Regions from separate parts of the Homo sapiens genome. Here all the other regions are linked to region 1. Evidence: read pairs that join two places in POLR2A ChIA-PET (ENCODE). Cell type or tissue: GM12878. All regions are shown on one strand.

Region 1 (8,000 bases):
TTCTTTTTATTTTTATCTTGGAAGATTTCATAGAGAAACCTACTACCTAGGAGTGAAATTGCTGGGTCCTATGGTAACTCCACATTTACCTTTTTGAGGAACTGCCAAACTGTTTTTCATAGTGGCTGCACCATTTTAGAAATATCTAAAGGCGGCTGGGTGCAGTGGCTCACACCTGTAATCCCAGCACTTTGGGAGGATGAGGCAGGCAGATCACGAGGTCAGGAGTTTGAGACCAGCCTGGCCAACATAGTGAAACCCCGTCTCTAACAAAAATACAAAAAATTAGCCAGGTGTGGTGGCAGGCGCCTGTAATCCCAGCTAATCAGGAGGCTGAGGCAGGAGAATCACTTGAACCTGGGAGGCAGAGGTTGCAGTGAGCTGAGAGAGCCATTGCACTCCAGCCCGGGTGACAGTGTGAGACTACATCTCAAAAAAACAAAAACAAAAAACTAAAGGCTAGTTACAGTATGTAAGAAAAATACAATAGTTTTATAAAAGACCTTTGGAATGAACATATTCATGAAAAGATTGGAGGAGGGAATTAATTTAATCTTATTTGGGTTTGGGAGAGATGACTGGATTTGAGGGTAGGCAAATGGGAGGCAGAGGAGCTAAAGACCAGTGGGGTGGCAAGTGCAAGCTGAACCGAGGGTACTGTGGTGGGAGCAGAGAGGGCTGGATAAGAAAGACATGACAGGGCCGGGCGCGGTGGCTCACGCCTGTAATCCCAGCACTTGGGGAGGCCGAGTGGGGTGGATCACAAGGTCAGGAGTTCAAGACCAGCCTGGCCAAGATGGTGAAACCCCATCTCTACTAAAAATACAAAAAAATTAGCCAGGCATGGTGGTGGGCACCTGTAGTCCCAGCCACTCGGGAGGCTGAGGCAGAGAATTGCTTGAACCCGGGAGGCGGAGGTTGCAGTAAGCCGAGATCACGCCACTGCACTCCAGCCTGGGCGACAGAGCGAGACTCGTCTCAAAAAGAAAAGAAAAAGAAAGATATGACAGGTACTTCCTGAACTCCAGGTTGGGAGCCTCTGAACTATGGTGAGGCCACTCCTTCCAGAAACACTTTAAATGCAGGATTTATAGGAGATTTATGAAATCTATTAGTAAATGCTTTTTTATGTGCATAGCCTTATTATGAAGACGAGGCTGTGAGTTATATTCTTTTGTTCTGGACTTTTTAAGTTTCTCAAATGCCCCTTAAAATAAGTGGGCTATAAATCCTCTTGGCTTAGAGAAAGGGTTTTTCCTGGGTTGCAATGGTATTTTATTCAAAGAGCTTTATTGAGATATTCACATACTATGCAATTCATTTCTTTAAAGCACACGATTCATTGGTTTTTAGTATCTTTTCTTTTTTTTTGGTTTTTAGTATCTTCACGGTTAGGTAAACTATCACCACAACCAATTTTAGAACATTTCATCACTGCAAAAAGAAACGATACCCACTACCAGTCACTCCCCATTTTTCCTCCACCTTCCCACATCTCATGGCAACCACGAATCCAATTTCTTTCTCCATAGATTTGCCTGTTCTGAATATTTCATGTAAGTATAATCATATAATATGTGGTCTTTCGTGACTGGCTTCTTCCACTTGGCGTACGGTTTTTAAGGTTCATTCATATTGCAGCATGTATCCTTCATTTCTTTTTATTGTCAAATAATATTCCATTATGTAGACATAACACATTTCATTTTTACCTTCACCACTTGATGAACATTTGGGTGATTTCCACTTTTTGGCCATTATGAATAGTGCTGCTATGAATATCCATATAAATGCTTTCAGTTCTCTTGGGTCTGTATACCTAGGAGTGGAATTCCTGGATCATATAGTAACTCCATGTTTACCTTTTTGAGGAACTGCCAAACTGTTTTCCGTTGAGGCTGCATCATTTTAGAAATACCTTAAGATTGGGCTGGGTGCTGTGGCTCACGCCTGTAATCCCAGCACTTTGGGAGGCCGAGGCGGGTGGATCACGAGGTCAGGAGATTGAGACCATCCTGGCTAACACAGTGAAACCCCGTCTCTACTAAAAATACAAAAAATTAGCCAGGTGTGGTGGCGGGTACCTGTAGTCCCAGCTACGTGGGAGGCTGAGGCAGGAGAATGGCATGAACCCGGGAGGCAGAGCTTGCAGTGAGCCGAGATCGCGCCACTGCACTCCAGCCTGGGTGACAGAGCGAGACTCCATCTCAAAAAAAAAAAAAAAAAAAAAAGAAATACCTTAAGATTAATGCAGACATGTAAGGGAAACAATGCCAGAATTTTCCTGAAGATTTGGAATTAACATATTCATAAAACCACTAAAGCGTCACTTTGTTTTTAGAGGGATTTTTCACAAAGAAACACGTTTTGAATCAGTTTAGTGGTGCCACTGGGTTTAAGATGAGTGAGCAGAGAACAATAAGCTGACTGGGAAATCGATGCTGGGTGGTCAGCTAGACCCGCTCACCCACTGAGTAGCACTTCCACAAAGCAGGCTGTGACTGTGACGTACAGACTCTTGTCTCAGCAGAACAAAGAATGGATCTTCAGAGTACTTTGAAAACAGTTAAACATGCAAATAGTAAAACCTATATATCCCTGGGATCTGCTTTACAATATTTTAAAGGCATGAAATAGAAACCCATCTATTTTCAGTTCCTGATGAGGCTGATTTTTCACCCTTTTCCCCACCTCTGGATATATGGCTGTGTATGTGTAGTTGTCATCTTAGGAACTAAAATTACCATGTATCTTTTAGACTCATGTGCTGGATGCCAAGAAATATTAAAGAATATAAGACACAAATACAAATCCTGAATAATGAGTTGATCTATAAATGCACTAAAAAATCAAGTTGTAAGTATGTGAAAATTAAACCTCAAATATTACAAAAGGGTGAGGAAAAGGGATCCCCATTTATTGTTAGGTGCTTCACATGATATCTCACTTAACCTTTTTAATAACAGAATAAGGGAAATGTTTCAAACCTGGTTTTGCAGCTCAGAGAGGGTAAATGATTTGCCCAAGTTCTTACAGCTGATATGTATCGGGGCTGGAATTTGGACTCAAGCTTGACTAAATAATGACGATTGCTGACATTTATTGAGTGCTAGCTAGGTACCTCTCACCAGGTTAAGCAGCGTGTATACATTCTCTTATTTAATCCTCCCAATGAGCCTATAAAGTACTTGTTACTATTGTCTCCATTTTACAGAACGGAGGTAAGAGAGGTTAAAAATAACTTACCAAAGGTGGTGCAGTGAGTGAGTTTGAGAGGTGGGGTCAGACGTCTGCCTGGTGAGGTCATTCTTAACTACTAGGCCCTACTGCCTATATTCTCCACGTGTTTCTGAATCCCATGCTTTTCTCCACTACTCCATGCTGGCTTTCGCATTGGCAACCCCTGAAGCGTCGTCCAAAATGAGTTGGACTAGTGGTTCTCTGGACCTGTGAAGGTCTGTTAGGTCAATCATGGGGCATCCTCTGCTATTTTCAGTACTTCAGAAATATCTAGGCATACTGAACTTTCACCAGTGATTAACTTGTCAAGCCTAACTCACAGCATCAGCCTCTGCCTAGACTAGTCAAAGTATCAGCATGCTGTGTTTGTGATGTGAATGACTGCTGTCAGTTCACTCTGGTCTTGTTTATTTCTGCTAATGATGAGATGAGACACTTTTTGTGCTTGGATTAGCAAAAATAAACGATGTGAAATATAGTTTACTTGGTAAGTACAGATGTCTTCTAGATGTGTCATAGAGGGGCAAGAATTAACTATGAGGGATTTTTGTTGCTGAAAAGGCTGGACACCCTAGAATGGACCATCAGCTCTAAATTTTGAGGTAAGGAAGACCACTGGGTCCTGGATCCTATAGAAGGCTTTCTAAAGAAAGGAGGGGCTTTAGGCCAGGCGCAGTGGCTCACACCTGTAATCCCAGCACTTTGGGAGGCTGAGGCGGGCAGATCACCTGAGGTCAGGAGTTCGAGACCAACCTGGCCAACATGGTGAAACCCTGTCTCTAATAAAAATACAAAAATTAGCCGGGTGCGGTTGCGGGTGCCTGTAATCCCAGCTACTCGGGAGGCTGAGGCAGGAGAATCGCTTGAGCCTGGGAGGCAGAGGTTGCAGTGAGCCGAGACTGTGCCACTGCACTCCAGTCTGGGCAACAGAGGGAGACTCTGTATCATTTAAAAAAAAAAAAGAAGGGACTTTAGGCCTTTTATCATTCACATCAGGCAGTGGTAATGGGTCACTCTGTTTGTGACCCTTTTTGTACCTTAGGCTCGAGCTACTGTCCTTGTGGTTTGGTGTAACCTTTAAGTCACATTGAAAGATTTTGAGCTTCTCTGGTTAGTGGCTGCGGATGCAGCTCCTTCATTAAATGCAGTACATGGAACTTCTACCAGTAGCCTCTTCCCCACAAATGACCCACATTGTTGTAAAGTTAGCAACCACTGACAGGAAGTGGCAGAATGCGTCTCAGCCACACAGCAGATTTCATTAGACACTCTCCCAAAGTAGCTGTTTGGGTCAATTTGGCCTCAGTAGGTTTATAGAGAAGAATGGCTTAATCCATTATTTCTCATTGTTACATTTGTCTTGCTGTCATCTTAGCCTTAATGGATGTTTTCATTAGAAGCACAGTGTCTTCCTTGGAAGCAAGTGCACACACATATGATCAGAGAGAGGAACTTCCAGCAAGCTGAGATTTTAAAAATATTTCCAAAGTTGTTACCAACTTACTGGAGAATCTTTTGTTTATTGGGTTTGTCATTTAAATCTGTCTGGAGAGTAGCAGCTCCAGTGACACCGCAGGAGGGATTTTGGGCTGCACTCACCTTTGTGACTGATTGCTTTGAAAGGTCAGCTCTATAGATGTTATATGAAAGCAGAATTCCTAGGGACTGGCTGGGAAATTAAAATATACTTCTTGAGTCAAAGCATTCAAAATACAGGGCTTTCAATTCGAGGGGAATAATAAGCTGTCTTGATTTTAGGTTTAATTTTCCTAAGGCTATTAATGGAGTTGAGGGACCTTTACTTATGATTTTGCCATAAATTTGTTGTTGCAGCTGTGCTTGCCCTAGCTGTGAAATCCAAGGATTTATTATTAATTAATAATCCCTTTTACTGAACAATTCTACCAAATGATAACGTTTGCATCTGAGAGTTTGAATTTATATATTCTTTCTTGCCTCAATTAATTTTTCTCATTGTAGATCTCCAGTTACCTAGCCCCTCAAAGCAAACAAAACATCAGTACCACCACATGCAAAATATCATTGTTCACATGTCAGTTGGAACAAAGCTGGGAAACTAACCTTTTTGAGCATTGACAGTATAGTCAGACACATCCACGAATCTCATCAAATCATACAAGCCTGAAGGGGAGGTATTCCTCTAACTGGTTTTATAGATGAGACAGTCGTTGTGCAGAGAGATTGAGGGGCTTGCTCAGGATCTTGGGACTAGAAAATGGTGGAGCTTGTAGGCTATGACCCAACCAACACCTATGCTCTTTCCTCCAAGAATTAAGATTGCAATTTGAATTTTCACTATTAGTTTCAATAATGAGCATATGAAGAAAGCAAGCAAGTCAGAAAATTTAAAAATGAAATTATCACACCTTGTAAAGTGTTCAGATTTGACTTGAAGTTTAAAGTCTTTTGTCCATTTCAGTATTTCCTGTTTCTTTGTAAATCCGTAGAGGATAGACGTGAACTCCAAACCTTTACACTGGAAGAGAGAGGCATGAACTTTACTGAATACTTAATATGTGGCAGGCAGTGAGCTAGGGGCTTTTCATACGTTATTAACTCACTTGGATTTCACAACAACACTATGAAGGTGGAGGTTGAAGTTCATTCTGTTTTTCTCAGAACTTGGTCAGCAATGTCTATAGCAATCCTCATTGATGGGTTGGTGACACACTGTTAATAATTCAGCTAATCAGTAGCAGAGGTCATTTACTAACATTTCAGGGAAAATGCTCTGCTAGAATCTGCTTTGAGCTGGTCACTTGGGCCATCTATCCACTTTTACTGAAAATATATCAGAGAGAATCTCAGTTCCAGTTCTGTAGAGCCTTAGAAGAAAAGGTCAGGAGCCATGGTAGGAGAATACTTGGCCAATTTTCTACAGAAATGGAATATCTTTTCTGCAGAGAGACAGCAATATCAGATTGTATTGTTAATTCTTCTTATCAGTCTTCTCCAAAGGTGTTAAAAAGCCAGGGAAATGAAACATTTTGAGTGAAGGAGCCTGCACTTTGGAAAACGCTCCGTGTATTTCCCAGGCTATTGTAGGGCCCCTATTCAGTTGGGATTTGAATGGTGGTGTGATTAGCATGAAAGCAAGTGTATAAAGTAGGTCTTTTCTCCCTTTCCTAAAAGAAGTTTTGTGGCATTTCTTTTTCTGACAGAGTTGGCATGAAGCTTTGACAAACACAGACCCATGGAAAAGTTAAATAGGACTTAGAGTAGGTCCATTTTGTACAGATCCTACACACTTAGAATGCAGAGCAGGAAAGCAGCTGGCAAGAGGCCCCTCAAACCATAGGAATCATAGCAAGGGCTCTTCCTCCACTGTGGACCAAGGATGAATAGGAAACACCCACAAGACCAATGGGAAAGTATATCCTGGGCTGTTGATCATTTTCTGTATTACCAGAAAATGACAGATAAGCACATGCCTGTGAGTCCACTGCCTATCTCTCCCAGTATTTGTGGAGATAAATACAAAGTGCTGAGGGAAAGTCTAAGAAATATAAGAGGTGGAACCTGCCCTAAGGAAGAAGGTGACAAGATGAGAAGATGGACACACAGATGGAAAAAACATGGCCAGGTGTCCTGAGCTGATAATTAAATGAAATTTTAAAAATATTGAGTCTAAGAGATAGCTTGATGCTGTTCTTGCCTCCAGTCTCAGCTTTGCTGTATTAGCTGAGTGACCTTGGGCAAATGTTTTCTATTTTGTGAATGATAAAATGGGGATGATGATTTGTTCCCTGCCTACCTCACAGAGCTTTTGAGACCAAATGGTATAGTATCCCACAGGTATAGAAAAATATTTTGCAACTGCAAGCTCTTGTTTGTACAATGAATATTTTTTTTGTTGTGTCTGAATTTGCTCTCTTTTCTCCATTCTTCCTTTTTCGACTGCATTTTAGGCACATGCTATCATTTACCCAGATCTGAAAAAATGTCTTTACAGATTTTATTTCTAGGTTGATAGTCTCTCCTCCCCCGTGTATTCTTTATGCAGTGAGTCTACAGGGTCATTTGTTACTACTACAATCCCGATCACATAGGCCTGTCTCTTCAGAACAGGACTTTCTGACCCCTTGTTGACTACAGAATCCATTTCTCAGCATATTTGAGACTCTTCAGAATCTAACCCTAACCAAACCTTTCAATTTCTTGCTTCTCATCCCCATTACCCCACTCTCTCCCAACCCCTTCACACCCTTCTCCCAGACATCTCCACTCTGGGGCTTTTCCAGGTCCTTTTCTACCATGCCATTCTTTCTCTTTGCTTGGTATGTGCTATTTACTTCCTTTTTTTTTTTTTTTTTTTTTTTTTTTTTTTGTGAAACGGAGTCTTGCTTTGTCACTTAGGCTGGAGTACAATGGTACGATCTTGGCTCACTGCAACCTCCGCCTCCCAGGTTCAAGTGATTCTCCTGCCTCAGCCTTCTGAGTAGCTGGGATTACAGGCGTGTGCTACCATGCCCGGCTAATTTTTTTATTTTTAGTAAGGGCAGGGTTTCACCATGTTGCCCAGGCTGGTCTTGAACTCCTGACCTCAGGTGATTCACCCGCCTTGGCCTCCCAGAGTGCTGGGATTACAGGCGTGAGCCACCGTGCTCAGCCAAAAAAGAAGCTACTTACCTCTTGATAGTCACTTCAAATCCTGCCTGCCTCCTCTCTGAAATCTCTTCTAAATAGATTTTGAACTCCTTGTACATAATAGGTGCTGAAAAATTTTCATTGAAAAAAAG
Region 2 (8,000 bases), 340 kb after region 1:
ATCATGGCACGCTAGAATTATATGAGAGAAAATAATAATAGCTCACCTTTGTTTTGCATGGAGTTTTTCTTAAAGCACTTTTACTTGTCTTAATCTCATTATCAGAAAAGTAGACAAGGCAGAAGGTATTTTTCTCACTTTGCACACAGTAAAACTGATGCACACACTTTGGGAGGCTGAGGTAGGTGGATCACCTAAGGTCAGGAGTTTGAGACCAGCCTGGACAACATGGCGAAACCCCCTTTCTACTAAAAATACAAAAATTAGCTGGGTATGGTGGCATGTTCGGGAGACTGAGACAGGAGAATTGCTTGAACCCGGGAGGTGGAGGTTGCAGTGTACCGAGATTGCACCACTGCACTCCAGCCTGGGCGACAGAGCGAGACTCCATCTCAAAAACAAAACAAAACAAAACAAAAAACCAAAAACACCAATGCACAGAGAGATTAGGGGTCTTGTCCAAGGCCACACAGCTTACCAGTGTCAGAGGTAGATCCCAGGACTTCCAGGTTATAGCCACTGTTACTTTGCTTCTCATGGAGGCTGAGGCCTAAGGCGGCAGTCACAGGAAGTAGAGAATAGTTAAGTATGGGAATTAAGCACAAGGCTTTGGAATCAGTGTCCAGGATTTACATCTGCATCTACCACTTACTTACTGTGGGACCTTGAGCAAATTAATTGGGTTTTATGAGTCTCAGTTTCCGTATCTATGAACTGGAGATGAGCACTACCTCTCGTGCTTGTTGAGAAAATCAAATGAGGCAGTGATAGAACTAACACGCTTTCTCAGTTCAGGGTCTGGGGCATTTGTAATCTCCCACAAATGGTGACTACTGTTATTAATTAAGTGGATACCCTCTGGAGTGGCTTTTGACTCACAAAGAATTTTGGAGACTGACCCTCAATATGCACGGATGGGGTGAGCCCCCCAGTAGCTTGTGTTCCTACTCATAGCTGATGCAGTGATGGGTAAACACGTGACCCACACTGAGCTAATCAGAGGTTTTCCCTTGGATTTCAAGCCCAAAGGAGAGAATGGGTCTCTCTGTAGCTGTGAAGCATAAGGCTCCAGAACTGAGGGCAACCAAGCTCCCACCACATGGAACAAGAAAGAGTCCATGGGCAGAGAGTTAGACAAGAAGGGCAGAGGGTCTTAGCAGGCATCGTTCCTGAGGGCCAGGTGGATTCCTGCCTTTCTTATGCCTGAGTGCTCAAGATTTCCTTCATTATATTGGTCAATTCTGACATATCTACCATAAGCTCTCCCTTTGACCTCTTCATTTTTTCCTGAACCTCAACAAGAAGTTGAGCTCTTGTCATTTACAGATAAGAGTCTGGATTAATGCAATTATTGTTTGCCAGTCTTGATTATTTACTTCTGGTGGGACTAGAAAGTCCTTGGAAATAGAGGCACAAGATGATTCCAGAAATCAGGCAGAAAGAATAGAGTTTGGATGCTGGCACACTGCTTACTAGATGTGTGACCTCAGACAGATTCCTTCACCTTCTGGTACCATAGTTTCTTCCTCTGTAGAATGGAGTTCTACCTGAAAATATCTGGCACCCAGATATTTTCAACAAATATTAGCGCCTTTTCCCTCTCCTTTTCACTTCTCTTCCCTTCTGTGACAACGTAGTCACATCAGAACAAATCTTCCACTCTGACCTACATGAGGGTTTGTCATCAGAATAATGTTCCTCAGTAGTATTATTTTTTATTACCAATTCCACTCCCTTTAACATTCCCACTTTGTCTTGGTCTTTCCTTTACCCCCTAGTCCCCATAACACATACAAGTGCTTGCAGTTTCCCAAACATATCATGTTCTCTCTCATCTCTGGATCTTTGCATGTTTAATTTCTTCTCTGTGCACTAGTCAATCCTTCATCCATCAAATTCTTTTGCATCCCTCTGTTGTCCGCTCAAATATTCTTCTTCTAGAAAGTGTTCTCTGACCACCTTCCACCCTCAGGCTAGGTAAGCCGCCCTTTCTCTCTTCTTCCATTGCAGTGTTTTACCCTATCATGCCACTGAACCATACTCTATGATTAGTTACCTGCTTTACTTCTGTCTTTCTCTCCTATTTTTCCCCAGCTTATCTCCCACAGTTGCCTAGTTAATACTTCTTCAGGAAACTTTCTTTGACTTCAATGAAAATACCAGCACCCCTCTCCACCACCCATTTTACCCACTAATGGTTAAAACTCATTACTGTGTGAGGGTCTCTCACGAAGGTCAGTCTCTGGTTTTCGCTCACCCCTTTGGCATCAGCACCTTGCACATAGTTGGTCCTTGAACATATTCATTGACTGACTAACCTATAGAACAAAGGAATCTCTGAATTCTGTAGAACTAGCATAGGGCCTGTGGCACAGAAGGTACTTGCCACTGCCCCATGCTGCCTGCCAAAATGTGGGCAAAACAAAAAACAATAGGCTTTTGTGGAACACAAGACAAAATGGTGGCAAAAATAAGGTAATTCTTTTTTTTTTTTTTTTTTTTTGATGGATTCTCGCTCTGTTGTCAGGCTGGAGTGCAGTGGCATGATCTTGGCTCACTGCAACCTCCGCCTCCCAAATTATGGTAATTCTAACTGACCATTGGATTGACAGTTTTGAGGTGATGGGGAAAGAATGGAGGTTTGAGGATCAGAGAGTCTGGGTAGGAATTCTGGCTTGACCACTTATTCTTGGTATGATAGGAAAGCAATGTAACTTTTCTGATCTGAAATTCAGTTTTGTCTCTGTACAATGGTAAAGAGAAATGGTAGTGAAGTTATGACATACTATATGTAACACGTTGCCTGTAGAACAAGCATTCAACTATGACTGCTGTAACCCAGATAGTTTTTACCCATACATAGCCAACTGGGCCTTGGCATCTAGATGATCTTCTTCATTTTTCACTCTGTTTGGAACTGTTGTAGCCTCCTAATAAGCAGGCAAATTTTCCACCAACTCCAACCATGGATTTGTCATGAAAGACTGTTTACTGAACTGGAACCACTTTGGCTATATGCACCAATGACCAACATGTCTCTGTGGAAAGAAGCTGAGACTTAAATTCTTTATACTCTAAGTGTTCAGAATGAAAAGAGATCCAAATGATTAAAGGCTCCAGAAACCCAGAGACTGTAAAAGTGAGCTGTAAAAGAAAGAATGGTTCATCATGGATTTTACTACTCCAGGTTCCATGGAGGATGTAGTTGGTCCAGGCCACCAAATGTGTGAGGGATTTTATCACTGGGCAAGCTGCACATTGTCTCTCTCTGGACAGAGCCAGGTTCTTAGGATTCAGAAGGAGTGCCGAGGCTTGTCTCCCACAGATTAGGCTATGGGAGATTAGGAAGGCCACTAAGCATTGATAGATGGAGACAGCATACATTGTATAGCTGTGCATTTGCCTGTGCTGTTTTTTTCTGCCCAGAACACTGTTCCCAACTTCACCCCACATACGAAGCTCTTGCACATTTTATGGAAGGCAGCAGACCAATAGTCAATAAAGAGCATGGGCTTAGGAATCAAACTGTCTTGGGTTTGAATCCTGACCTTGCCGTCTCCTAGCTGTGTGGAAAGTGACTCATCTCTCTACACCTATTTCTCTGTCTTATAAACAAAAAAAACCAATGGGTAGTGGTATTCTACTTATCTGAGAAGGTGTTGTGAAGATTAAATGAGACAATGCATATAAAGTGTTTAACACATTGTAATGCTAATAAATGATAGCAACGTTTACTCATTCTTGATTCTCAGCTCAGCTCTCTCTCTTCTTCGTAACTGGTGGCCTCAAACACTCCTCTTTAATGTTCTCACTGCTTTTTGTCCAACCCTCCATCATAGCACTTTCCACATTCTATTGTAACAGCCAGATTTTACAATTCAAGCCTTATTAATCAGGAGCTTAGGATATGTTTTCATATCAACCACCTCAATCTATGACTTCAGCTTATCTTCTCCACCCCCTCTCCTCTTCCTATGAATTATTTATCAATTTATAAAATGAGGCTATTGGGCAACTCTTTATGGTTTCTTGCAACTTCAAGCTTTCTAAAAACTTGAACCAAATTATGACGGGAGGCTAATGACCCCCCCCTTCCCAAATCACAATATCTTTCCTTCTGGAACATTTATTATTTATACACCAGTAAGCCTAGATCAGCCATTTTTCAAAAGAGTGGCACAAAGTGAATTCTCCATCGGGGAAACAAACGACCAATTGAAAGAGATTTCACGCCTGAATGCTCTCATTCTGCTCATGCCTGGACATCATGGCTGCTACCTTTCTGTACATTATCAAGGGAACTGGGGTTTGTCACTTGCACCAGACTCTGGCCTCTCCCAGAGAACCTCCAGAGAAGGCCTCAGCGGTTACCGTAGAAACGTCTTCCTTCCTGGATGCAGACCCACGAAGGCTCAGGCAGCCACGACCCAAGAGGGGCCTTGTTTAAACAGGAAAGAGCAGACAGTTTAATGGGTAGCTTTGCAGCTCAGATTCCTACACAGTTTACAGTAGTTGGAGTAATAAATTCATAATGAATGTTTCTTTATTTTACAGCTAACTTTTTATGTTTGTTTTCTTCTTCTTTTTCTTTCTTTTGTTGTTTTTTCTGAACATTATCCAACTGATGGTAGGCAGTGATGGTTTTTATTTTTTCATTTTTAATTGCTAGAAAAATAATATAGAGAAAGATTGTGCTTTATGGACATTTATCTCATTAATTCTTCATGATATTTCTATGACATTTGTAATTATTGTTAATACTTGATAAAATTGAGAAAATTAAGAGTCAAATAGTTTAATTTACCAACCCAGGGACACATGGCTATTTGTACAAAGTGGAACTTTCAAACGGATAACCACAAAAATCCATTTTGGCTTCATTAATAAGTTAGGAATTAAAAGTGGAATTTTCCATAAGTAAAGACCATTTGTAATTTGAGCCACAAAAAGTGTAACATCTAGCTGTCAGGTACATTAATTAGTTACTATTTCAAGGAAATAGTCAAAGAAGCCAATTATTACATTTTCTTTTGGAGAATTTTGTCCTCGGTTGCCTTTGGAAACTTGAGACCTCACAATTTCTCAGAAAGTATACAGTGCACGGTTGAAACCAAAGTAAGATCTAGAATAGTCGCTGACCACCTGTCATGTATCAGGTACTTTACCCATGCTACCTTCTTTAACTACTAATAACCCTATGGAGTAGATACTACTATATCCGTTTTACTGATACTGTAAATAGAGCTTCGGAAAGGTAAAAGATAAGTTATTCAATGTCAGGGTTAATTTTTTTTTTTATTTTCAAGCTCAGTGCTTTGCTGGAACATCATATTTTGTCTTCCCAAAGGAAATTCTTATGAGAAAAATGAAGAGCTATTGTCTCAAGATAGATGTGATTTCTTTAAATGTAGGAAGCCTTAGCTTCTTACACCTCAGGCCCAATTCCTTAGTAGATGACCTGCCTTTGAGACTTAAAGGCGGGTATACTGACTGCCTTTAAATGCCTCTGGTATACTGCAGTATCCAGTGGGCACTGTGGATAGGGACTGAACTCACTCTCACATTCATGGAGTAGGAAAATAGCAGTTATTACCCTGGAAAGGTCCCAGGAAAGAGCAGGCAGCTGCGGGGAGTTATGAACTGTGAGAACTGCCTGGAGCCAGGATGGCAGGTCATTTTAAAAGCCAATGGAGAGTTTTATCAGGCCATGGAGAGTTTTAATTGGTGGAGACACTCTTATACTCAGGATAGTTAACTGTCCTCTACTGTGCTCAGTAAACCAAGAACAAGAAAATTTGTGTGTGTGTGTGTGCGTGTGTGTGCCTCTGTGTGTGTGTGTGTGTGTGTGTGTGTGTGTGTGTAGAAGAGAAGAGTAGAGATTTGGGGGCAGGTTTTATTGAAAACGACCTGTGGATTTATCCCACATGTCCAGAACCCATACTAAATATGAATCAGCATTTGCCGAATAAATGATGAGTAAATGGGTGAATTATAGTAAATAAAGATAGGAAGGGAAGTGGCAGATCACAAAGTTTAAGAGCACCATAAACCTTCCTCTCTGCACTCAGTTGCCCTGAAGCAAGGCATATTGGAAAATCTCCAAGCTCCCCATTCTGTCCCAAGACTTTGTGCCTTCACACAGTCCTGATCTTTCCAGGATGTCTTCATCAATCCTCCACCCCAGACCTTATTCACATGGTAGATGCCTTCCTTTTTCTTCTAGAATCTTTCTCTTCTAGGAGGTCTCCTTTTCCTTCCCCATTTTCCTACTTTGTTGTACATACCTCCCTGAGAGCAAAGCAAGATTGTGTTGTCTATTTGATATTTGTGTACCTTAATTTGCACTACAATATGGACTCCTGAAAGGGAGAGATAAGAGCTTTTTTGTCTTTAACACTTAGTATATTTTCTTTCACACAAGAAGTGCTCAATGAGTATTTGTAAATGAATGAAAGAATCAATGAATGAACACACTAGGCAAATCCTCTTACTTCAATCAGTAGCCTAATCTGAAAATAGAAAAGGTACTGTGCTTGCACAGAGAATATTGACATGGGGTTCAGGGGATGGGGTTGAAATCGGACATTGCCCACCAACTTACTGGCTGATTTTGGGAAAGTAACTTACCATCTCTCAGCCTCACATTACCTGTGGGTAATATGAAAGAGTTGGATTACATGATGGTTAGTGCCCTACAACCACCAGCATTCTAGAACTTACAGTTTTAGCAAGAGTCTAGGTAGATTAGAAGCCATCTCCATGTCCTAGTTGTTACTATGAAGGCCACACCACTGAACTTGTGTTTTGCAGTGCATTGGTCCCACAAAATATTTTTAGGTCTTCTGCAAAAGGGAACTATAGTCAGTACCTGGAAATGGTAGACAGAACAAAATTAAGGATGTGCTCTGCTGCAGGTGTTCTTGGTTCACTTAATATGCAGATGGACATTGGGTCACTTTAAAATGGACATATTATATTTGGTATTGACTAGTGAATACTCTGTGGAATGAGTATTATGTAGAAGTGTTGGAAAAGCCCTGTGCTAATGTGTAAGAAGATCTCACCACTGCCAAGATTCTAGAAACTCCAGATTTTGACACAGACTGAGTTAGAATAAGGAAGCTGTTAGTAATGAACAAAGTTATGGTTTTTGTGTGGTATCAGAGTGGGCAGGAAGGCAGAGTTAGGGCTCTGGGATGGTTGGACTATGTATCTGACTGATTCATTCTTCTCCCTAATGCTTGAGTTAACATGGGGATCTAGATTTGATATAGACCCTAGAAAACCTTCACTTGCAAGTAGAGTGAAAGAACCATGGAATATGGTGAGTAAGCAGAAAAGGACTAATCATTATTGAACATCCACTGAATACTACATCTCATTTAATTCTCACAACAAATTCAAGAGATAGGTGTTACTGTGCCATTTTACAGCTGAGGTGATTGAAGCAAAAATAAGTTCAAAAATATGCCCAAGGTCATACATACAATAGACGGCAGACCTACAATTTGAACTTTGGTCTTTTGGGTTCCAAGGCCTGAACTCTTCCATTACAACATGACTACATGGCTATCATAGAAGAGCACTTTTTAAAAAAATGTGTTTGTTTTGGCCATGCTTTTGTTGACCATTGCTCATTTATCCTCCTCTGTTGCCTATGAGCCTCATACTTCTCCTATGTAAAATGAGAATAGTAATTTCTCTATTTCATGGAAGTTGTAGTGAGGATAGAATGAACATATTTTCTTCCTTCCTCATATTTTCCTTCCTCATTCAATTCTTTAAACAGAGGCACACTTAAAGTTGAGCATATCATTTGTTTTTATGCAATAGGGTCAATACTAAGCAAGTTGATGTTTAATGTAACTTACAGTTCCCATAATTTCCCATGAATATTTGGAAAATATGCTCACATTGCTTGTTTTAATAAAGTACATAAGTCAAGTAGATGGTCATCAAATGTAAAAATCACTCTCCTCTCTCTGAGTGGGTTATAGGCA
Region 3 (8,000 bases), 690 kb after region 1:
AAGAACTGAAAAGATACCAGGATTTGTAATCAAATGGATCAGAGTTCAAACCTGACCTAGCTCTACCTGTGGGACCATTGTTTCTCTAAGTTCTGTAAAATGTGAATCTGTAAAATAAGTGTCATAATGCCTAACTAGCAGCATTGTTGAAAGAATTAGAAATAAGGAGCAGGAAGTCCTGGCTCAGTGACTAGTAGCCATCATTATTGAATTCCTTGAGTCATTTAACAATTGGGGAAATTAACACCCACAGAGAAAACGAAATTTATTTCAAGTCACATAGGAAGTTTAACACAATGTTCTTCCTCCAGGGGCCAATTCAAACTTTAAATTACTCTCTAGACTCTGCTGAAAATGAAGGCAACTCTCTTCAGGGCAGGGCAGAACTGGATCTGTTGGGTGGTTCCAAGTTTCAGGTGCTATAGATGAGGGGCAATGTGGGTCTTCTGGCCTTATTTTCCTCATTATCATCCCAAAAAACTCAACCAGCATTTGGCTAGGGGTAGGGAGGGGGCTTCCGTTTGGTCTGGGGCCCCATGAGTGGGATGCCTGGTTAAATTTGAATTTTATATAAACAACAGGTAAGTGCGCAATACAAGTATATCCCTAGTGGAACAGTAGAGGTTAAACAGGGCATAACTGTACGAAAAAGAAGTATTTGTTGATTATCTGAAATTCAAGTGTAATTGGATATTTCATTGTACTTTTATTTGCTAAATCTGGCAATCCTATCCATGAGTGGAGATGCCCACATGAGAATTCTTGCATTCACTTAGTAAAATAATGTCAAGCTTTTCAGAGCTACCATGTAAGAGCCACCCTTCCACGGACACTCTGCAGCATAAACCTGGAGGCAGGACTTGGGGCGAAGATTGAGAAAGGAGAGAGGAAGGCACAACTGTGCATAATTAACCCATCACCTAAAACTGCTGTCTCAGTTCCTCTCAGCTTTCCTTTTTCTTCCCTGATGAGGTGCGTGCCTTTGAAGTGAAAAGTGAGAAGAGGGATGAGAAGACAGGTGTCTTTGGCCCGTCCTGTGATGGCTCCATTTCCTGTGGCGCATGAACCAATGATGCTCGCCTTTAAAAGTGAAGCCTGGCCGAGCAGCGCTGGAGCCGGGGAAAGGGGCCGCTTTTTGCTTTCTCTTGGGTCAGCGCGTTTTACTAGTCTGTAGGCTGGCAGATTTGTAATAGGATGGTGCTGGGGGAGAAAGAGAAATGGGAAAGAAGTAAGATGGTATTTGAATTCTTTTTATTTCAGCGGAACTCTCATTCTCTAGTCCTTCCTCCAGGACATGGAAAACTGTCTTGTTAACTTTTGTTAAAATTAGTAAGATTCTGACTCTGACTTCTTCGAAAAAAAAAGAGTTGGGGGTGTTATATTCTCACTTCTTTAGGAGAATTGGTTCTTTACCTCATCTCTACCATAATTCCAAGTATGCAGTTCTGACAAGCACTAGGAGACTGCACAGATCTGAGATATTTCCTTCTTCATTTTTATCTGTACTTCTCCTAGCCTGCTTTAAGGGAGGTGGAAGCTTGCTTGCGAGAGCTCCTTCCCAGTTCTCTAAACGGGGTCCATCTCTCAGCTCTCACTCAGTCTTTACTATGAGAACCTATGCTGTCTATCATGGCAGCTGCTGATGATCCCTGTGATCAGAAGACAAAAAGAGAAGCTTCCCCCGGCTTACAAGAGGCTCGAGGTAGGGCTGAGCTGTTCCTTCACATAGGAAAGCTGCTTCTGACTACATGCATCTGTGTAATATCTCTGCTGTCTTATACCAGGGTTTCTCAAAGCAAACTCAAGGTCAGGGCTTGGGCACTTCTTTGGAGCATTCTATTCTTCTGGGTCAGGGTTTTTCATATATGGAGCAAACGAGAGCTCAAGTTGAACTGTGATTAAACCATATTACTTTGGGGTTTTACTACTCAAATGTGCTGAAGTCTTGGCTAGATAAAATGCTAGGCTGATGCTAACATTCACTCCAGTCCATTTGTACTCAATAGTAGTTAATGGCCAAGTACCAGCTGAATGGAAGGGAACAGATGAGGTTCACCTGACGACTTTCATGGATGGGGAAGAGAAATGGTTCGGCACCTCTGACAGGCAGTCTGCTATTCCTTAATTTCACTATGTCTTACAAATGAAGATACTGAGAGTTGGACGTGAAATAACTATCCAAATACCATGCAAAGTTTCCAAATTCAGGTTTAGTTTGGATAATCTAAGTTTAGCATAAGCCATGCTGCCTGAATAGAGACCCTTGACCAGCAAGTCACTCAATCATTAAATAAGCATTTGGTGTTAGGCATGTTAATCTGATAACCACGGATACAGGCTGCTTCCACCAATATGAAACAAATGTTAAGAGCAAACTTTTTTCAACTTTCCCATCATTTACCCTAAATCTCTGATTATGAAAGTTCAGGCACCTTAATTCCATCCCATATAATTAAGGACCTAAAGTACATGGCCTCTGAGGTTGTAACTCTTTCCAGCAGTCACTACCTCAGCTGACTAACAAGGGTGTTCCTTGTAAGGTGCTGCAGTTCCTTAAGCCACCCCCTCGGTGAGAGGGCTAAGTGAGTTTATCTCGAGCTGTGACTCCAGACAAGCACTCAAGCCTAACTGAAACATTGAGTCCAGCAGTCCATGATCTGTAGTCTTGTCAGGAACGTTTCTCTAATCCGCATGAAAAATGGTAGTTTATGAATTTAAAATCTTAAGGCAAATGAGCATAAGTCAAAGATAAAGCCTTCCAATAGTCTTAATATCTAGTGTCAGAAACCTCTTAGATAGAGGTCGTTTCCCTTTTTGACTCTGCCTCTCCACTTTGCACAGACTCAAGTTTCTATAGCCTGTGGCCATGAGTTCCTCCAGTGATTTATTTCTGCCACTCAGAGTTAGGGCAACCAGCTGGTAAAACTATTTAAGAAGGACTGAATTGCTTGTCATGACATGAGGTGTTGTAAGACTTATAACAAGTTTATGGACCTCTGTGGAAATCTGAGTCATTTTTCTTATCACCCATATAAAGGTTTTAGGGCAAGCAGATGAATTGCACGGAGGTGGTTATTTGGCAAATAAGGGACATCTGGGCTATAGTAACAACAAGTAAACCTCTTTGTCTGGGGAGAGGGGAGACTCTTGAATTACTTTCCCAAATTCAGTTTGGTCCTTAGTTTTACAAGGACTTTGGAAAACATTTGGGTTAACTTATCTCTTATAATACAGGCACAATAACTGAATATTCAAAGCTCAAATATTGCTACTTGATGACAGCACCTAGAAAGTCGCCTGAAGTTCTTAATCATCTTAGATATTTTAAATGCCCAGAGCTGAGTATTTCCCAGGGTGCTTCCCACAAACAAGTCCCTATTCCAAGAGAAAAGATCCTATGAACTGTGTACACATTAGCTCTTGATCATATGAAAAGAACTTGATAAAAAGTTGGGGTTAAAATGCCCTTGAAGAAGTAAGCTGTCAATTGGGTTTGCAGAGGCTGGGTAGAATTTACCTGGGCACAGACTAGGTGGAAAGTAAGAATAAACATGTGTAGGAAGGAGGCTTGAAGTGTGGGGTGCAATTTGGCACCCATTTTTAAAGCTCAGTGCTAAAAGCTATCTTCACCTTCTGGTAGAAAAATGCTTTCATCTGTTTTTAGAACCTTGAGTCAACTTTATTTTCATTGTAGTTGGCTCCAGCCTCAGAGCTAGTCATGTTGCCCTGAATACATGGTAGACTCTAAATCCTGTGCTTCAGGTCAGGCTATTATCCCTGCTTGTAAAGCTTTTTCTGCCTCTTCTCTCTGGTACTCTGCTTACAATTTGGTGTCTAGTTGCAAAGTGGTTGCTTGGCTTTTCTGTGGTCACTGAAGTGTATGAATATGATAAGCATGAGATTTGAAGTCATCTCAGTGCAAATCTAAGTGCTACTCTTGGTTAATCTCAAATTATTTTTCATCTATAAAACAAGAAAACCACCACTTTGGAGGTCATATTAGTCAGGATTCTCTAGAGAAAGAGAACCAACAGGATGTGTATAGAGAGATTCATCACAAGAAACTGGTTCATACAACTATAGAGGCTAGGAAGTCCCAAGATCTGCAGTTGGCAAGCTGGACTCCCAGGAGAGCTGATGGTCTAGTTCCAGTCCAAGTCTGCAGGCCTGAGAACCAGGAGATGCAATGGAGTAGTGCTTGTCTCAAGGCCAGCAGGCTTAAGATCCTGTAAGAGCTGAAGTTTCAGTTGGAGTAGAGGGCAGAAAAAGGGCTGACGTCCCACTTTGAAGGAAGTCAGGCAAGAGTCAGCCTTTTATTTTCTATTCAGACCCTCAACTGATTAGATGAGGTCCATCACATTGGAGAGGGCAATCTGTATCTTTCGGTCTACCACCACGCCCGGCTAATTTTTCATATTTTTAGTAGAGACAGGGTTTTCACCGTGTTAGCCAGGATGGTCTCGATCTTCTGACCTTGTGGTCCGCCCACCTCAGCACTCCAAAGAGCTGGGAGTACAGGCATAAGCCACTGCGCCCAGCCTACCAACTGAAGATTTAATCTCATCTGGAAACACCCCAGGCTTTATTTTGAACACCCAAGTACCCAGAATGTTTGACAAAATACCTGGGCAGCTCATGGTCCAGTTAAGGTGACACACAACATTATCACAGGGGTTGTCTTAAGTGTCTATAAAGCACCTATTTGTGCAGTACAATCTTATATGGCAGTGTCTACTAACCAAGCTAATCTGTCTGTTATGGAAGGGAACCCTTTGCCTTTTGCTGCCACTACCTTGCATCAGTAAACGCCCAAAACTGTCTATTCATCTCAGTGGCTTTGAAGTTCTAACGCCAAATTAGTTTGAAAGTAGCAGAGAAGGGTAAATGGTAATTACTTAAGGGCAGCCCCCAGAGTTTTTGTTGTAAATGCTGATGCCTGCAGACAGCATATGGGTTAAAACGGCCTGGAACAGATCTATAGAAGACAATGCAAGCCAGGTGTGGTGGCACATGCCTGAAGTCCCAGATACTCAGGAGTCTGAGGCTAGAGGATCCCTTAAGCCCAGGAGTTTGAGGCTGCAGTGAGCTATGACTGTGTCACTGCACTGCAGCCTGGGTAACAGCAAGACCCCATCTCTATAAAAGAACTTGATAACTACTTGTGTTACACTAATAGAAGGTTAAGGAATCTAGTAACTGCCTCAAGTTACAAAGACCATACAAAATGGACAAACTTCCCATGTTCCAGAACCTACAAGCAGCTATTGCCTACCTCTGTTCCTGCATACCTGTCAAAGCTTCCCTACCAAGCTGAACTTGGGAAAGCAATTAAAGAGCCCCTTTCTATTCAGCGAGAGTGGTGGAGTGGCAGACCTATTGAGATGTCAGGTACACAATCTGGTTTTAGCAGTTTCTCCAGCAGTGGCAAAGTCAAGATAGTAACATGAGGACATACCCTCAACATCCTCATGTGGCTTTGGGCCTCTTCTTTGAAATAATTCTAAAAAAAACATTCAATCCTCATGCAACGCCTCAGCTGACACCTGATATGGTGAGGCCATTCAAATGGCAGGAAACCACTAAGTGTCTAAACCTGAGGTCCAGGCCAAATGAGTGCCTGCTCCCCCTTTTCTTCCTCCCATTGGCCTAGCAGCTTCAGAGGCACAGCCTCACCATGCTGCTGTGCCTGACTCTCAGGAGAACCATTTCTCTACAGGTGACTAAACACAATTTACCTGCGCTAAGTCAAAAAGACATTGCCAATAACCATGCACAGGGAAAGCATTTGGCAACTTCTCATTGTCAAATGCCATGTAATGGTCGTGTTCCCCCTTGAGAAGCCATAATTACGGCCAGAGCTACTGGACTGTGATTTTTCTCACTGTTAGAATTTATAGTCTCTTGGGATATAGAGGAAAATATTTTTTCAAACCAAAAAGGATATCCTGTTCTGAGTAGGAAGGTGGCTGCCCCAAAACAGAGGTATGAGGTGAGCAGGATTTTTGTTGTTAAACCCATAATCCATTTCTTTCCAAGAACAAGGATAATTTTGTACTGGAAGGCTTTGTAATGCAACACATCTTAGTGAAAGGTGTTAAATAAGCTACCTATGACACATTCTGACTCTTGTGGATACGTCGTACCCTATCCTGGATGGAAGAGCTGCCTAAAAATGTGTGTGGTAGGAGGCTTCTGGTTTGGGGCCTAATGTCTGAAGAGCTTGTCACTCCTATCCCTGCAACTAGAAAAAGCTGAACACATTAAAAATCAATACTTCCTTGGCTGGGCGCGGTGGCTCATGCCTGTAATCCCAGCACTTTGGTAGGCCAGGGCGGGAGGATCATGAGGTCAGGAGATAGAGACCATCCTGGCTAACATGGTGAAACACCATCTCTACTAAAAATACAAAAAAAAAAAAAATTAGCCGGGTGCAGTGGCGGGCGCCTGTAGTCCCAGCTACTCAGGAGGCTGAGGCAGGAAAATGGCGTGACCCTGGGAGGCAGAGCTTGCAGTAAGCCGAGATCACGCCACTGCACTCCAGCCTGGGCGACAGAGTGAGACTCCGTCTCAAAAAAAAAAAAATCAGTACTTCCTGGAGCCATCAGAATTGAGGTCATGGGACAAGTTGCTCTCTCCAGAATTGGAGAGACAGAAAAGCAGATACAGAGGATAACTTACCAAGTCAGAAACCTACTAGCAGAAGCCTTTGCAGGACCAAGCACTGAGGTAGGAAACCTGTACTGTAACTGAATTGCTGGAGGTTTAGTGTGGGCAAGTTTGAGAGTTAAACTCTTTCTTGGGAAGTAGGGGGCACACTCTTGTGAGTTTTACTTCTAGGAGCCCTACCAACTTCTCATAGTGAAGATAAGGGGGAAAATCCCCTCCTGCTTCTGGTAGAGGAGGGGAAAAGTAACCATTTTAAAACACACCAGAGCATTCTATTCTTCTTCCTCAAAGAAGTTATTTTGCTACAACCTAAACTACTGGTGTTTTATCAGAGCCTAACTGACTAGGGGGAAAGGAAAAGCTCAGCTGCATCATGCTCCAGCTATCTTGTCTCAAGTTGGAGGAAAGGAAGAAAAAAAAAACTGAGAAGCATTTGTGAAGATCACAACCCAGGCAAATAGGCTCACCAAAAGACTGAGACCTCACAAAGACTGAGGACTCTAGGATACCTCCTCTCCCCTAACACTTCACTACCAAGTTAGTTCTCCTGTGCAGGGGCAGGGAAATGCAATAGAAAAAACTGCACATCTCAGGCCTCATTCAAGAAATCTCTAAACTCCAGAGACAATGAGCAACAGAAACCAATACCCTAAAGGGGAAAGCCTAGCCTCTGACACAGCTACGGCAAGCAGCAAACGAGCCAAACACAAAACCTATTTACATCAATTCATTTTACCCAGTATATAATGTCCACCTTCCAATAATTTTTTCCAAAATGTGCTAAAAGACAAAAATACAGTTTGAGAAGGTAGAGCAAATATCAGAACTAGACTTTCATGGCAAATACATTGGAACTAAGACTAGAAACTTAAAACCATGCCTGTAGAGAAAGAGAAGAATAATTACATTGGAGTTCAGAAATCATGCAAGCAAGAGTGGAGTGAGATATTAGTTTGCGGGGGGTTCAGGGGAACCACCAACCTGGAGAACTCTTATCCACTGACTTTCTCCCTCAAAAGTGGAGAAACACTGAGCCAAACATTAAGGGAATTTGTTGCCAGTAAACCTACCTTGCAAGAAATGCTAAACTCTTCAGAAGGAAAATGATACAGGTCAAACTCAGATCTACATAAAGAACATTAGCAGAGGAATAAGTTAAGGTAAAACCTATTTTCTTAATGGATCTGGCTTGTTCAAAATAGCAACAATACACTTGATTACAATTTATGGATAAAGGAAATGAAAGACAAATGTTAAGGTTCAGGAGGGAGGAATTAGGAGTATATTGTGATAAGGTAATTGCACTAAGAAGTGAGATGGTCTTATGTGAAAGA

Evidence for each region. ChIA-PET counts read pairs that join two places held together with the same protein. Peaks named below come from ENCODE experiments on the same cell type or tissue, not always from the same donor. Only the 100,000 strongest peaks of a DNase experiment are listed, where the experiment ranks them.
Region 2: POLR2A ChIA-PET joins it to region 1 with 6 read pairs; 3 of 35 experiments call an interaction of 5 or more read pairs at or near these places.
Region 3: POLR2A ChIA-PET joins it to region 1 with 8 read pairs; 4 of 35 experiments call an interaction of 5 or more read pairs at or near these places.

The regions. Positions count from the first base shown.
Region 1 is chr1:56,561,625-56,569,624 of GRCh38, reverse strand. All of the region lies in intron 1 of PLPP3 (phospholipid phosphatase 3), which reads left to right. Among named protein-coding and RNA genes, the nearest start is that of PLPP3, 14 kb to the left of the region's middle. In GM12878, no CTCF peak of the experiment used is centred here; a DNase peak (open chromatin) is centred at 4,394.
Region 2 is chr1:56,225,728-56,233,727 of GRCh38, reverse strand. LOC124904186 (a long non-coding RNA gene) reads left to right here. Exons shown (of 4, transcript XR_007066107.1): 4 at 1-236. Among named protein-coding and RNA genes, the nearest start is that of LINC01767, 190 kb to the left of the region's middle. In GM12878, no CTCF peak of the experiment used is centred here; no DNase peak of the experiment used is centred here.
Region 3 is chr1:55,872,593-55,880,592 of GRCh38, reverse strand. No RefSeq gene overlaps it. Among named protein-coding and RNA genes, the nearest start is that of LINC01753, 68 kb to the left of the region's middle. In GM12878, no CTCF peak of the experiment used is centred here; no DNase peak of the experiment used is centred here.